Regions from separate parts of the Mus musculus genome. Here region 2 is linked to region 1. Evidence: chromatin loops called from intact Hi-C (ENCODE). Cell type or tissue: left cerebral cortex. All regions are shown on one strand.

The links. Peaks named below come from ENCODE experiments on the same cell type or tissue, not always from the same donor. Only the 100,000 strongest peaks of a DNase experiment are listed, where the experiment ranks them.
Region 2: a loop joins it to region 1, with 2.4 times the contacts of the local background. A loop is called at or near these places in 2 of 42 quality-filtered maps.

Annotation. Positions count from the first base shown.
Region 1 is chr6:6,307,360-6,315,359 of GRCm38, reverse strand. Gm20619 (predicted gene 20619) reads right to left here. Exons shown (of 4, transcript NR_136905.1): 2 at 6-152. Gm34749 (a long non-coding RNA gene) reads left to right here. Exons shown (of 3, transcript XR_868783.2): 3 at 2,561-2,815. Among named protein-coding and RNA genes, the nearest start is that of Gm34749, 12 kb to the left of the region's middle. In left cerebral cortex, no CTCF peak of the experiment used is centred here; DNase peaks (open chromatin) are centred at 1,991 and 3,034.
Region 2 is chr6:6,485,067-6,493,066 of GRCm38, reverse strand. No RefSeq gene overlaps it. Among named protein-coding and RNA genes, the nearest start is that of Gm52889, 76 kb to the left of the region's middle. In left cerebral cortex, no CTCF peak of the experiment used is centred here; a DNase peak (open chromatin) is centred at 4,728.

The sequences.
Region 1 (8,000 bases):
CTCACCTTCTTCTTACAGTGGAAAGTGAAGGCCCTCTTCTTCCAAGTGAGCAACAGGGATGGGTTAATAGAGCAGACAAGCTTTCCAAGTAGAATTTCTTCGTAACAGATGTTCCACATGAAGACTAGACTTTCCACATGGTTATATTCTCTCTGATTCATTAGGAAGTTGAGTACAATAAAATCAGAATTAAATCTTCATTAATTTAAAAATTAGGGCAATTAACGTTTTCATTGTCAATACACAAAGAACCTAGGAGGCTAATTATTAGTGTCAATAAAATTTTCAAGAGACTATTTTGATTCTCAGGAGAAAGCACTCATTTTAAAACACTTCAAAGTATCCACTCAAGTAAACAAAAGCCCATGCTAATTATAAAGACACATTTAGCTGTTTAAGTAGCTCATATATACATGTGTTCTTACCACAGCAGTTGAATTTTGTATCAAACTAATATGATGGCTTTAATATTCTTTCTTAATATGCACATATTCTCCCAAGAGAGTCCACCTTGACCTTACTGGGGAACAAAGGTTGTAAGGAAGAGGACTGGTGGATTACCTGTGTTTTCCTGAACCCACCCCCACCCCATGTCAATATGTTTAGCATAAATGACTAATTCAGAAATTACTTAAGCTGAAGAAGTGATAGGATTCCCTGGTCATGAACAAATATTAGTTTGAACAGAAAGTGTGATAATCTGAGGCTGCTAGCATTCATTGTCCTTCCCTTTCTTTGTTACACAGATGTGGCTGTAACACGCTCCTCTTGTGCATTCTTTAAGTCTTGCTGAACTCACTGGAGGTCCTCTAGAATTCTGTGCCCCTGGGGTGTTACAAATACTGTCTTCAAGTGAGATGGCTAGCTATTGTATATGTCTCCTCAAATGTGAGCTCTATGATCCCGCTATGTGTGATTCTCAGGCAAGTTCCCTCTCATTGGCAGGAAACATGATCATTGTCACATGCAAACACAAATTCTTACATCTACTGATCCTAAGGAAGAGATGTACTTCTCCCAGTGTTTTTAAGCAAATTCCACAGGAGTCTTCTGCTTAACTCATTTGCATGGTCCAGCTGGATAAGTCACTATTAAGGGTCATCCTTAATGACCTAACTGACCATACTGTGGACAAGGCAGACACAGCTCCAAACAATGGAGACCACATGGAACAGATAAAGGATGGCGTCTTCAAAAATGAGTTGCAGGAAACAAAACGACATGTGCTTGACTACTGTACCCCATCCCATCCTTAGAATCCTTACAATTCCCTGAGCACTTGACACTTTTATATGATCAGTGTTTTCTGGGTGACCTCAGCCTTGGAGTCTCTGACATCCCCCCCAACCCCCGCCACCTGGGGATGGTTACACTCAAAGTTTCTGCATGTATTTTCTCAGTAACCACCTCGCTCGCTATAGTTTTTGCCTTTGTTTTCATGTCTGTCCTTTGACAGTGAGCAGGTGCTGAGAACAGTAAATATTCCCCAAAGAAATGGGTGTGTGGTTATTTCACTTTCAAAGATCATGCGACTATTTACAGAGCCAAAATTAGAATGCTGTTCCCTTGCCTATGTTTCAAAGCCTTCATAGTATTATCCTCAGACAAGATACTTGTGAAGAAAGGCTGTGACATTTCACATTTATTGCAGTTAAAGCCTTAGCTTGTGGATTAATATAGAAATAAAAAAAACAAAACAAAACAAAACAAAACAATTCTCCACGGAATAAATAGAGAAATCTCAGAATGTTCTACAAGTAAATTGTATCATTGAAGTCGTGATAACTCAGGGAACTTTTCTATTTTGAAGTCAGTATACTGGGTAAACATGGATTATTTAATGGATAGTGAATAGGAGCCTGCCCCCCCCAAAGATGAGGAAAAGAGTGTGGGGGTGCCTAAGACACATCGCCGTCTTACGAGAGGAGATGGTCAAAAAGGAGAGTTACACTGTGCAGCCCACATGAGTTCTAACATGGATAAGTTCTGTCACTTTATGTTCCAAACACCCACTGGTTTCATTCTTATTCCGGAAACCTTATTACTGTAACTTGTAAAATTCTCACATCTTTTTAAATCTTTTCTTCTTCTACGTCAGTTTTTCCAAATTTCTGCCTTAGGCTGTTGTTGAACCATGTCTAGCTAAAATAACCTTCCCTCGGCTGTCTAATCTCCCTATAGTCTAATCTCCCTGATCCCTTTAGTCTCTGTTCAAGTACCTTCCTGCCTAAAGACATGTTCCTGTCCAGATTGGGCTATTCTCCTCTAGGCATCTAACCCTGTACCTTGCTTCATTTCTTAAGCACTTATTATTAACTAGTATAGTATAAATTTGTTTCACACACATACACACACACACACACACATTATAAGATATAAGTAAGTTCGCAATTATGAAACCCCAACAGAAATTTGCTGTTTTATTCATATTCAGAGCACAGTTGCTGAATGAGTTAATGAGTGGATGAGAGTATATACAGCCTACAGACTTCAGTGAAAATATACTGAACCCAATGACATGACTATAACTAATTTTTCTCTTATATTTCTCCAATAACAGCTCTTACTGTGAGATGAATCCTGCCTGGTGTTTAGTCTAGTACTGAGGCTGCTGAACTGGATGCTGTAACGGATACAAATGGATAAAAGGAGATTGATACTTTAAGGAGACTTTGGTTTAATAGGATATAGAAAATATACACTTGGTCACCCAAATGGGATCAAATGGGCTTTTGAAGATACAGCAGGCCATCAAAGCCAGAAGAAAGAGAATTTTTCTGGGAAGGTCAAAGAAGACTTGGAAAATACACTGGAGTTTAACTTAGGTGTTAAAGACAAGGAAAAGACAGTTGGCACAGACAAGACTAAGACAGTGAAACCATGAGACCATAAGAGAGTTTCTAACCTTGCTCTACAACAATAGGAAAACAGAATAAAAACAGAATGAACAACTGAGATCAAGGAAACCAGTGAATGTGCTCTGTAGCTGGACTGGGTAGGGGAGGGCTGTAAGCCTGTGCTGACATCCACCCTGAGTCTCAGGAGCAGAACTAGCCTATTAGAGAAATTGAGATCTCAATCCCTCAATCTCGGAATTCTAGCAAATAGCAAACATAATAGCTGAGAGATACCAGAAGTTCCTTTACAGACTGCCACCATAAAGTTAATGCTACAATGAAGTGGGTTGCATAAGTTATAGCCTTGGTAACTGTAGAGTCCTCTCAAAAGTCTGTCTGCCTCTGCTTTGTTAATAAAGCCAAGGTGATATTCTAAATCTTTTATTATCATTTCATCAATGTACACAGCACCTTCAGCAGGTATATATCCCAGCTCAAGATGCCATTTTCCTTTTTCCTGTAAAAGGTCAAATCCATATTTACTTCCACATAAAATAACAAGGCACTAAGCTGAGATGCGTCAATAATACAAGTGATGCCTGCTTCTTGAAAACAAAACAATTACAATAAGTCAATCCAGAATGAAGCAAACACATACAAATCCAGCAAACGTTACCTCTGTTATGTATATTGTTGTCTGAAGGGAAGAAAAAAAACATAGCACAGTGCTCCAATAGTTAATACCTAGGGACAAGACAAGAACAACAAAAACAGCACACATATTTTGAAGTACAAAAGGCCACGTTAAGAATTGACTTTTAAAAAAAAGTATTCATAATTGTAGTTGGTAAGGAAAGATTGGAAAGCCGTCCAAATTTTACTCAATTTTGCCTCAATAGCTACTGGTGTGCAAGACAAATGCTTTATTTGTAAGAAGTGATGCTCCCTCCATTCCAGTTTTATCATACACAGAAGCAATTCGGCATCTCTTCAGGCATCACTTCTAGTTCTGTTGCTATTCTCACCACCTCTCCAGTCACTTCTACACTAATGTCTTCATTTCGTCTCCATCATCCATGAAGGGTTGAATTGACTTCTTCCAAACCCTTTTTAGTGTAAATATTTTGACCTCTTCTGATGAAACACACACACACACACAAGCCTTTGACAGCACCTAGCACTCTTTCCAGAGGTGTTCAATTTCCTTCCCCCAGGTCTGTCAGCAGGATCACTGTCTACACTGAGATGCGTGTCTTAAATACAACGACTTGAAAGGCTGAGTTTCTCCATGAGCGGGAGTTGTATTAGAGACATGGCAGCATCCATGTCACTGTACGTTTTCAGCTCTCGGGTGACCAACCACGTGCAGAGAATCCTTTTTCTGAGCAGTGGGTCTCAGTAGAGGGGTTAAAATCTTCAGTCAGCCCTGCAAGCAGCTGGATAGACTTTGCTGTTCATATGTAGACAACAAGAGGAGTGGGCACAGTATTATTGTCAAGGGCCCCCAGGGTTTTCAGAATGGAAGATCAGGGGCTTCAACTCAAAGTCATTAACCTCTACAAGAGCCATCTAGTCCTTTGAGACTTGGAAAGCAGGCATTGACGATCTTCGTATGAAAGCCCTAGATGGTGTCTTCTTCCAGCGGAAGGTTGTTTTGTCCACACCAAAAACGTGGTGATTGTTTTGTTTAGCCCAGCTACCTTCCCTTTGATCTTGGCTAGATCTTCCAGAAACACATCAGTTCTAAATCATCTCTCACGGTTTTCTCCCTACCCCCACACTTTTGTGTTATCAAGATGGCTTTCTTCCCTAAAACTTCTCAACCAGTTTATGTTACCAGTATATTTTCCTTCTGCAGATTCCTCACTTTTTACAGATTTTGGAAGTGGAACTAGATAGGGTGTTGTTCTGCATTAGGTGTTGACTCATGAGAATACTATGGTGGCTCCCTTCCAGTCTACTGACACTTTCCACCTCAGCAGTCAGGCTGGTTTGCACTCTTTCCATTCGTGTATAAACTAGAGTCAAACTCTCTTCCTTGCATGGACACTTAGAGGCTACATCAGGGTTAATTGATTGAATGCCAATATTATGAGTAATCCTGAAAAAGTTTGAAATGTTGCAAGACCTGCCAAGTATGGGGAACCAAAGAAGCCTTGAGTGGGTGTGCAAAGAAGTCCTGAGCGGATGTGTATGTTGACATAGGCGGAGCCATCCATGTCAAGGACCCTGATGCCTCAGGTCTATAAGGAGCAGCAAAGCTTTACCCTAGTTAGGCTCAGGGAATTAGCAAAACATTCCTCTGCTCTGGGTACAAATGTGAGCAGTGTGCCAGTATGATCTTTTGCCAGTGACTGGCCAGAGTGTTCAAGAATTAACAACTGCAGCTTCTTCTCCTGAATGACTGCAGGCTGAGAATGCTCCCTGACAAAGATCTCCAGCTAACGCTAGCTCTTCCTCCCTGTGCCACACATACCAAATGATCTGAGGTTCCGGGTTTTTACATAGTTGGTGTACCTTCAACAAGCCAAGCACAGCCCACCTGATTCCTGATTTGCTGCTTGTGTACCTGGTCTTTCTTCATTCCCTCACCACCCCAGTCAGGTTTCAAGAAACAAACCACATGTGGGGGGGTATGACACAGATACATATGAACACTGCTTCTGGGGAAAACAACCCCCCATTTATTTGTTCATACCAGAGTTACCACAAACCTTCAATGTATACCCCCAAATGCAATATCATGCCTCCCAGATGCTATATAATGAAGCATAATCAAAATGAAGTATGACTGCATTTGAAAGCACTACAGCATATTGTATTCTATCAATACTATTTTCTTTTTATCATTTATAATGTATTATCTAGTCATGGAAGCAATCTGAACAGTAGAATGTCACACTCGGAGTTTTTGATTATTGCCAAATTATCTGAGAGCTCTGGCGTAGTTGAATTTTCCCTTTAGTGGGGACTTGTGAAATGCCAAACTCAATTCTCAGTCCCCATATGTCTATCACATGTATGATAACAACATTAATCTCTTCTTTATATATCTTCCACAAGATGGGACAACAGATTCAACCCACTTCCTTCTTGGATGTGATCCATAAGCTGAGAATGCCATTTTTTTATGTCTGTAAGATGACATGTGGAAATTATGAAATTTTAGTGCACATTCATAAGATAATATTAAACCACTGCCACCATCGTCCTCTCTTGTATTGTCTGTGGTACCTGTCATTCTGAAGGATCAAAGTGAAGTACAGAGATCATGTAACCTACAAAGCCATGCATTCCACTGTCTACCCCATGCATCTCACCATCTACCCCTTTACAGGCAATGCAGTTGGCTCCCGGCGTACTGAATTACACTAACCGTCTAGATAGGGAGTCTCTCATAGCCCCCAGCTTGGTGATTTCAATGTTCAAAAGAGTTGCTGAATGTCTCTTGCATTTAACAGCACTGTAAAACTTTTAGTATTCAAATGTATGCCACAAAATTCCTGCTTCTATATGCTAATAAATTTGAAAGCACTAATTTCCTTATATTTTTACAAAGCTTGACACTTACAGGTTTGATATTTAGCATATGAATTCTACAAAAGATTTTTTTAAACAAGAACTCTGTGCCGCAATGAAAATTTATCATACCCAAAAAGAGAAGTAATTTTGTAGTCTTTAAAAAAATATGAAATCGATGTTCATGTTGAAATCTTGAAAATTACACTAATGTACCATTCAAGCTTTAAATGTCAGTACATAAAACTGTTAGTTTTCTGCTGCAAAAATAAATTAAAGACTAAAAAGTTCCAATCCCTGGTGTTGCATCCCCTGAGGATAAATTCAGAACTCGTGTAACAGTAGACTTTAAAAACTTTTAAATTTGATATTCATTTTATTAAGACAAACAGAATCCGACGATGTATCTTACAAAGTGCATTACTGTGTATTTTGCTGAATGTAGGCAAGTGTGTAAACAGTGATTATGACGAAAGTGGATGTAGTGGAAGGAGATGGGGACTGGGCTCTGAGCTAAGTCCAACAATCTTCATGGCAGTGTGAATTCTACACTATATCATGGATATTAAATGTAAATAGGTTCTACAGGAAGACTGTAGGACAACGTTTTAAGAGCATATTAGAGTCTCACAAAATATTTTTTCCTCCATCCTCTTTCCTAAAATTTCTTTTATTTTTTTTGGCTCTTGCAATTAAAACTTTGGGCCCACAAAATCAGGTGCTACACTCTGGAGACATTCCTGCATCCTCTTCTCTTTTGTTTTACAGCAGACGTCACCATTTTTCCCCCCTGGCAGAAGATGTATCCTAAACTCTAGGACCAAGACAGTACTGATTTTCCAGAGTTGAATGAGTTATGCAGCTCATGCCCTGAGTCAACATATAAAAAATGTCCCCAGATCCAAGGCACATCTTGAATGGTGGAATTGGACATAACTCAGGCAGAAACGGGGCGATCACCCTTCTAAAGGAGCAGAGACTGTTGCATTCAGGAGATTCAGGGAGATTGGGCATAAACATGGAGGCCCTTCCAGAAAGAACTGGATGAGAAAGGGTCTGGGCTCTCCTTCATGTAGGGACTTGTCTGGGAAGGCCCCAGTCCAAAAAACACACTGAAGAAAATGTGGGCAGAGACGCAAATGACAGATTGGAGCCCGTCTCATGACACTGAAGCCTAGAGCCCTCAGAGCTTGGCTTCCAGAACCACAACAGACTCCAACAGACTTTCCACAGAGAAGGGAGGAAGTTGCTAGAACAAACACTGTCCTGAAACTTGCCCCAAAGCTGAACCTCATCAAACCCCAATGTTTTTCTGAGGTTAGAAAAAAAATCCTGGCTTAGCATTTTTAGGACAATATCTATTTGCCTTTTGTCTCCCACTTGCAGCCAGAAGTGGAAGTTCTAAAAACCCATTAAAAATTCTGGGTTTTATTTATTTCTTTACTATATTCTTTGCCTGTCCAAAACCAGTGAATGCTGGAATGGTTCAAGTTCATTCTCCTGAGATATCCAGATCAAAGTCCTTCAGAACTGCCTTGGCTAAGCATCTAGATTTTTCCATTCTTACCCAAACCAAGGCTTCAATCCCTTGCAATTTGCTCTCAAATGCATTCACGTTCTCAAGAGTCCTGGGGCACTGCACAA
Region 2 (8,000 bases), 180 kb before region 1:
TTGTCCCTGTGCCCTTTAGTGTGTCTAACTAAGGGTTTATCTATCTTGTTGATTTTCTCAAAGAACCAACTCCTCGTTTGGTTAATTCTTTGAATAGTTCTTCTTGTTTCCACTTGGTTGATTTCACCCCTGAGTTTGATTATTTCCTGCCATCTACTCCTCTTGGGTGAATTTGCTTCCTTTTTTTCTAGGGCTTTTAGATGTGTTGTCAAGCTGCTAGTATGTGCTGTCTCCCGTTTCTTCTTGGAGGCACTCAGAGCTATGAGTTTCCCTCTTAGAAATGCTTTCATTGTGTCCCATAGGTTTGGGTACGTTGTGGCTTCATTTTCATTAAACTCTAAAAAGTCTTTAATTTCTTTCTTTATTCCTTCCTTGACCAAGGTATCATTGAGAAGAGTGTTATTCAGTTTCCACGTGAATGTTGGCTTTCCATTATTTATGTTGTTATTGAAGATCAGTCTTAGGCCATGGTGGTCTGATAGGATACATGGGACAATTTCTATATTTTTGTATCTATTGAGGCCTGTTTTGTGACCAATTATATGGTCAGTTTTGGAGAAGGTCCCGTGAGGTGCTGAGAAGAAGGTATATCCTTTTGTTTTAGGATAAATTGTTCTGTAGATATCTGTCAGGTCCATTTGTTTCATAACTTCTGTTAGTTTCACTGTGTCCCTGTTTAGTTTCTGTTTCCACGATCTGTCCTTTGAAGAAAGTGGTGTGTTGAAGTCTCCCACTATTATTGTGTGAGGTGCAATGTATGCTTTGAGCTTTACTAAAGTGTCTCTAATGAATGTGGCTGCCCTTGCATTTGGTGCGTAGATATTCAGAATTGAGAGTTCCTCTTGGAGGATTTTACCTTTGATGAGTATGAAGTGTCCCTCCTTGTCTTTTTTGATAACTTTGGGTTGGAAGTCGATTTTATCCGATATTAAAATGGCTACTCCAGCTTGTTTCTTCAGTCAATTTGCTTGGAAAATTGTTTTCCAGCCTTTCACTCTGAGGTAGTGTCTGTCTTTTTCCCTGAGATGGGTTTCCTGTAAGCAGCAGAATGTTGGGTCCTGTTTGTGTAGCCAGTCTGTTAGTCTATGCCTTTTTATTGGGGAATTGAGTCCATTGATATTGAGAGATATTAAGGAAAAGTAATTGTTGCTTCCTTTTATTTTTGTTGTTAGAGTTGGCATTCTGTTCTTGTGGCTGTCTTCTTTTTGGTTTGTTGAATGATTACTTTCTTGGTTGTTGTAGGGCGTGATTTCCGTCCTTGTATTGCTTCTTTTCTGTTATTATCCTTTGAAGGGCTGGATTCGTGGAAAGATATTGTGTGAATTTGTTTTTGTCGTGGAATACTTTGGTTTCTCCATCTATGGTAATTGAGAGTTTGGCCGGGTATAGTAGCCTGGGCTGGCATTTGTGTTCTCTTAGTGTCTGTATAACATCTGTCCAGGCTCTTCTGGCTTTCCTAGTCTCTGGTGAAAAGTCTGGTGTAATTCTGATAGGCCTTCCTTTATATGTTACTTGACCTTTCTCCCTTACTGCTTTTAATATTCTATCTTTATTTAGTGCATTTGTTGTTCTGATTATTATGTGTCGGGAGGAATTTCTTTTCTGGTCCAGTCTATTTGGAGTCCTGCAGGCTTCTTGTATGATCATGGGCATCTCTTTTTTTATGTTTGGGAAGTTTTCTTCTATTATTTTGTTGAAGATATTAGCTGGCCCTTTAAGTTGAAAATCTTCATTCTCATCAATTCCTATTATCCGTAGGTTTGGTCTTCTCATTGTGTCCTGGATTACCTGGATGTTTTGAGTTAGGATCCTTTTGCATTTTGTATTTTCTTTGACTGTTGTGTCGATGTTCTCTATGGAATCTTCTGTACCTGAGATTCTCTCTTCCATTTCTTGTATTCTGTTGCTGATGCTCGCATCTATGGTTCCAGATCTCTTTCCTAGGGTTTCTATCTCCAACGTTGCCTCGCTTTGGGTTTTCTTTATTGTGTCTACTTCCCCTTTTAGTTCTAGTATGGTTTTGTTCATTTCCATCACCTGTTTGGATGTGTTTTCCTGTTTTTCTTTAATGATTTCTACCTGTTTGGCTGTGTTTTCCTGCTTTTCTTTAAGGGCCTGTAACTCTTTAGCAGTGCTCTCCTGTAATTCTTTAAGTGACTTATGAAAGTCCTTCTTGATGTCCTCTATCATCATCATGAGAAATGTTTTTAAATCTGGGTCTAGATTTTCGGTTGTGTTGGGGTGCCCAGGACTAGGTGGGGTGGGAGTGCTGCGTTCTGATGATGGTGAGTGGTCTTGATTTCTCTTAGTAGGATTCTTACATTTGCCTTTCGCCATCTGGTAATCTCTGAAGCTAGCTGTTTTAGTTGTCACTGTTAAGAGCTTGTTCTTCAGGTGACTCTGTTAGCCTCTATAAGCAGACCTGGAGGGTAGCACTCTCCTTAGTTTGAGTGGGCAGAGTATTCTCTGCAGGCAAGCTCTCTTCTTGCAGGGCAGGTACCCAGATATCTGGTGTTCGAACCAGACTCCTGGCAGAAGTTGTGTTCCACTCACTAGAGGTCTTAGGATCTCGTGTGGAATCCTGTGTGGGCCCTTGCGGGTGTCAGGCGACTCCGCTGGCAAGGTAGCCCGGGGCTCGAGTGTAGCGGAAGGGGTTTGTGCCCCAGATCAAGCCCGGGTAGCCTGCTTCCCTATGTACCGCAGTCTCAGGTTCTGCGCGATTGGATTGGGGCAGGTGCTGTGTTCCACTCACCAGAGGTCTTAGGATCCCGTGGGGAGTCCCGTGTGGGCCCTTGCGGGTGTTGGGCAAGACTCTGCTGGCAAGGTAGCCCGGGGCTCGAGTCGAGTGGAAGGGACTTGTGCCCCAGATCAGGCCCGGGTAGCCTGCTTCCCTATGTACAGCAGTCTCAGGTTCCGCGCGATTGGATTGGGGCAGGTGCTGTGTTCCACTCACCACAGGTCTTAGGATCCCGTGGGGAGTCCCGTGTGGGCCCTTGCGGGTGTTGGGCAAGACTCTGCTGGCAAGGTAGCCCGGGGCTCGAGTCGAGTGGAAGGGAGAAAATGCACTTCTTGTTCCTCTCAGACTATTGAGCTGTGTATTCCCAAACTTTTATAATCTTCATTTGTAATCTGAAACTAACTACAAGTCTGGTATCAGGGTTTATAAAATATGTTCATGTGTGTGTGTGTCCTGCCCTGCATTTTGGTTATCAAGACAAGGTTTCTCTGAGTAGCCCAGGCTGTCTATTGACCAGGTTGGCCTGAAACTCACAGAAATCCTCCTGCCTCTGCTTCCTGAGTGCTGGGATTAGAGATGAGCACCAATACTGCCTGGCTGTTCTCTCTTATCTTTGCTAGAAAGTCTTGGTTTTATGCTTGCTGTTACTTTTATTGGATTTTATTTTTATATCTATAGATGGTGGGTTTAACCCTATATTCCATTTAACTTCAGGGTCTTGAGTTCTTAGCTAAGCATAACGAGGAGTCCAGTTTTCCATCATTTCAAGTCCTCAGACGATATGCTTCTGTAGAAGATGATGGGCATACTGTAGGCAGCTTGGTCGGTACCTTCTCAACCAGGTGAGTATGGGCAACCTGCTGCTGCTGCAGATGTTGCTGCTGCTTCCTCCTCCTCCTCCTCCTCCTCCTCCTCCTCCTCCTCCTCCTTCTCCTCCTCCCCCTTCCTCCTCCTCCTCCTTCTCCTCCTCCTCCTTTTCCTCCTCCTCTTTTCCTCTTCCTCCTACTTTTCTCTCTTTCTCTCCCTCCCATCCTCCCTCCCTCCCTTCTCTCCCTCCCTCTCTTCCTTCCCCTCACTCTCTTTCTCTCTTCCTTTTTCTCCTTTCCTCTTTCCTCTCCCTGTCCCCCTGACCCTTGTTTGCTTCCTCCCTTCTTCCACTCTCCCTCTTTCTTTCCTACCTCCCTCTTTTTTTCTCTGAGATAGTGCACTGCCTGGGTCCTTCTTTAATTAAAGGGGAACTACCAGGAGTCAATCCTGGGCTGTGTCTTTATTGGAAAGTACTCTAGAAAGTCCTAACACTGAGCCATTAGCAACAGTTAATGTTAATCGAAGCCATTCAAGTCTCACTGTGACTTTGAGAAAAATCAATACTCTCTATATTGATGGTTCTCAAACTTCGGTGGTTACTATGAATTAGTCACACCAATTAGTAAACACAACAATTAAAGTATGGCCATGTTTAAGAACTGTCACTGTACCCCTCTGATTCGAAGTATGGTATCGCCCTGGAACTTGTTCAGACACCAGTTTTATGGCAAGCTCATCTGCAGTTGCCTTTGTCACATTAAAGTTTTATTGACACTCTTGAAACCTTGCAGTTTTCATCTTAAATGTTAGCATTTGCTATTTTATCTCTTATTTGAATTCTTTCAATTGTGATCAGAAAGCAGCAATGTAAAGGAGTAATTCTAAAACGTCATTTCCAAAAACTATCCAGGTCTTTCCAGGGAGGGGATGACTTGTGTGCCATCTTTAAATGTTTGTCACTCTTCTTTCTCTTCTGCCTGATCTTGCACATGTTTGGTGACTGCGGGAGAAAATGTGAGGGAGGCAAAAGCCTCATGTTCTTCATCTAAAAATGAAATGACACTCTGAATATGAAATATGAATTGCTTAGAGATGCTTTGACACTTTGCAGTGTGGGAGGAGAGGGTGGCAACCAGGGTGCTCCCTCAGAGCAGGTTAGCTCTGCTCTGTTGGAACAATGGTGTTCCCCGGGATGGCAAGATCATCCTGGCGCCTCCTCCGACTCTCCAGAAACAGCAACCTCCTCACAAGACAGAATATTTGTTCTTAAGAAAGAGTTTTAGTACAGAGAAGCCTGATAAATAGATTTCTACTTAGGGTGAGTCACAGCCACTTACCATTGAAGCAATTTTCTACATGTGATGGGTTTTTAGAATTTGCATTCACTCCTGCAGCACTGTGTCAGAGAAATGAGTGTTGAGCCACAGCTTGGTAAGCAATTGCCTGAAAGCTGTCTGTGCTTATTGCTCTTGTTCTAGAATTTTCCTGTCTCATCAGCCCCTGCCTCATTCTTTACTCTAAGCCCATCCTAAACTCTATGCAACTACATTATATTCTGCATGTCCTATGTACCTTATACATGCACATGTGAGAGAGCGCACACATGCACATGCATACACAGGCACACACACACACACACACACACACACACAGTGTGTGCAACTTACAGACTTCCTGGGTCCTCCTCCCATAGGTGTTTCTCTCATCTTATGGTAGGCTATTGGAGGGGCAGCTTCTACAAGACTCATCAAATAGGCACAGCCACAGGAATGTAGTCAATATTTGGGGAGTATTTTGATGTGATGTGAGTGGAACTTAATATGCAAAATTTCATCTAATTCTCAAAAAACAAATGAATCTTTTCCCCCCAGAGCCAAATATCAGCTCAAACATTGTCCCCAGTGTCCATACTTTGCCCTCTTAGAAAATCAAAAGCCCTGTAAATGAGGGTCTCTTGATAAAATGAAGGAATTTAATGTGGTTCATAATAAAGATTTTAAGCAAAAAAATAATTTATCATGGTACACTGAACTTCCTCACACTTACCTACTAACTAGTATCTTCAATCAATAGTTTTTATATTTTTCATCTATATTTATTTTGTTGAGACACCTTCAAGTAAATTTCAGATGTCCTAATGTCAGACACTATTGCATTTCTAGAGAAGGCTAAGTGGTGATCTCAAAAAGGCACTTGTGCATTCTAAGTCCCTGAACCTGTGAACCTTTCTTAAGAGATGGAATGCTACCTTATTTGAAGTCTTTACCAGTATAATTACCTCAAAGATATGGAGATGAAGAAATCATCATGGATTATCTATGTAGGCCCTGCATCCAATAGCAAGTCTCTTTGCAGGAGGAATGTAGAGCAAGGTTTAACATACACAGAAGGCAAGGGGACAGTGTGAAAATAGAAGCCATATATGGGGGCTATCAGACACAAGCCAAGGGTTATGTGGAGGCAGCAGAAGTTGGGCCAAGCAAGGGCATATTCTCTTTCAGAGGCGCAGGAAGGGACACCATCCAACACCTTGATTTTATGTGCATGCTCCTAGAACTGAGAAACAATGAATGGATGGATTTTTGCTGTTTTGCACCAGGCTTCTTAGAATTTGCTACAGCATCCCTGGGAACTAGTACCACCTGCTATAATCCAGTGTGCATCATAAATAAGGATATTCTTCTACATAAGTACAGTACAGTGATCACATATAAGAAAACTGACTCTAGTGACCTGATTTTGCTAATACCTTGGTGTTAATGCTCCCCAGAAGTCGCCTCAGAATGTTTTTTATGCGATCTATTAAAGAATAATATACCACATTTGGTTATTATTCCTTGTAAGTATTTTTTTCCTCTAGAAAAATGTACCCTTTATCCTTTCCACCCTGTTTCCATGGCACTGACAAATTTCTCACATTATAGAAGTACCCCTTGGATAGAATGAGAGGCTGTTGCAAGTGGTGGTTCTGCTGAGAGGTTTCCAAAGCTCACTGAGTCCTGTACCACTTCTAACAGTCTCCCAGAGGGAAGGGCTAATGGGAGGCTGTGACAAAGGGGAGACATGTCTCTCCACTGGCTGACATTTTTGGGGGGTTTCTTCTCTCTTCTTACTGGGGAAGGTAACTAAGGTTCAGTACCTACTAGAGGGGAGGTAGAATAAACAACTATCCCACTGAAACCGTGGTTCTACACACACACAAACACATACATGGTTATGATGATATGATGTCTGTAGGCTGGAGACCCAAGGAAGATAGTGGTATGGCTCATTCTGAAATGGGAGGCCTGAGAAGCAGAAGGGCTGGTGCTATAAATCACAGGCAAAGAGTAGCAGAAGATCAGAATGCAGCTGAACTGAGAGAGTTCCCCATTTCTTGTCTAATGTTCTATTTATCCCTTCAGTGGAGAGAGTGACACCTACTCACAGTCAAGGAAGGCGGTCTACTTCACTGAATCCATCAGCTCAGACTTTGAGCCTATTCTAAAGCATCTTCATAGACATACTCAGAAATAATGTTTAGCAGGATATTTGGATACCTTGTCATCCAGTCAAGTTGAGGCATTAAATTGACCATCATGTATGTTGTAATTGGCACTGACCCCAAAGTCCTTGTATTCCATGCAGGCCTCACTGAGACAGGAATATCACCTTTTGGCGGTTGCAAGCTGGTACAACCACTCTGGAAATCAGTCTGGCAGTTCCTCAGATGACTGGACATAGCACTACCTGAAGACCCAGCAATACCACTCCTGGGCATATACCCAGAAAATGATCCAACATGTAATAAGGACACATGCTCAACTATGTTCATAGCAGCCTTATCTATAATAGCCAGAAGCTGGAAAGAACCCAGATGTCCCTCAACAGAGGAATGGATACAGAAAATGTAGTACATTTACACAATGGAATACTACTCAGATATTAAAAACAATGAATTCATGAAATTCTTAGGCAAATGGATGTAACTATAAAATATCATCCTGAGTGAGGTAACCCAGTCACAAAAGAACACACATGGTATGCACTTACTCATAAGTGGATATTAGCCCAGAAGCTCAGAATACCCAAGATATAATTCATATACCACATGAAGCTCAAAAGGAAGGAATACCAAAGTGTGGGTACTTCGATCCTTCTTACAAGGAGGAACAAAATACCCATGGAAGGAGTTACAGAGACAAAGTGTAGAGTAGAGACTGAAGGAAAGGCCAAACAGAGACTGCCCCACCTGGGGATCCATCCCATATACAGTCACCAAACCCAGACACTATTGTGGATGCCAATAAATGTTTGCTGACAGAAGCCTGATATAGCTGTCTCCTAAGAGGCTCTACCAGTGCCTGACAAATACAGAGGTGGATGCTCTCAGCCAATCATTAGCCTGAGTACAGAGTTCCCAGTAGAGTAGCTGGAGTAAGGACAGAAGGGGCCACATAGAAGGAACAACAATATG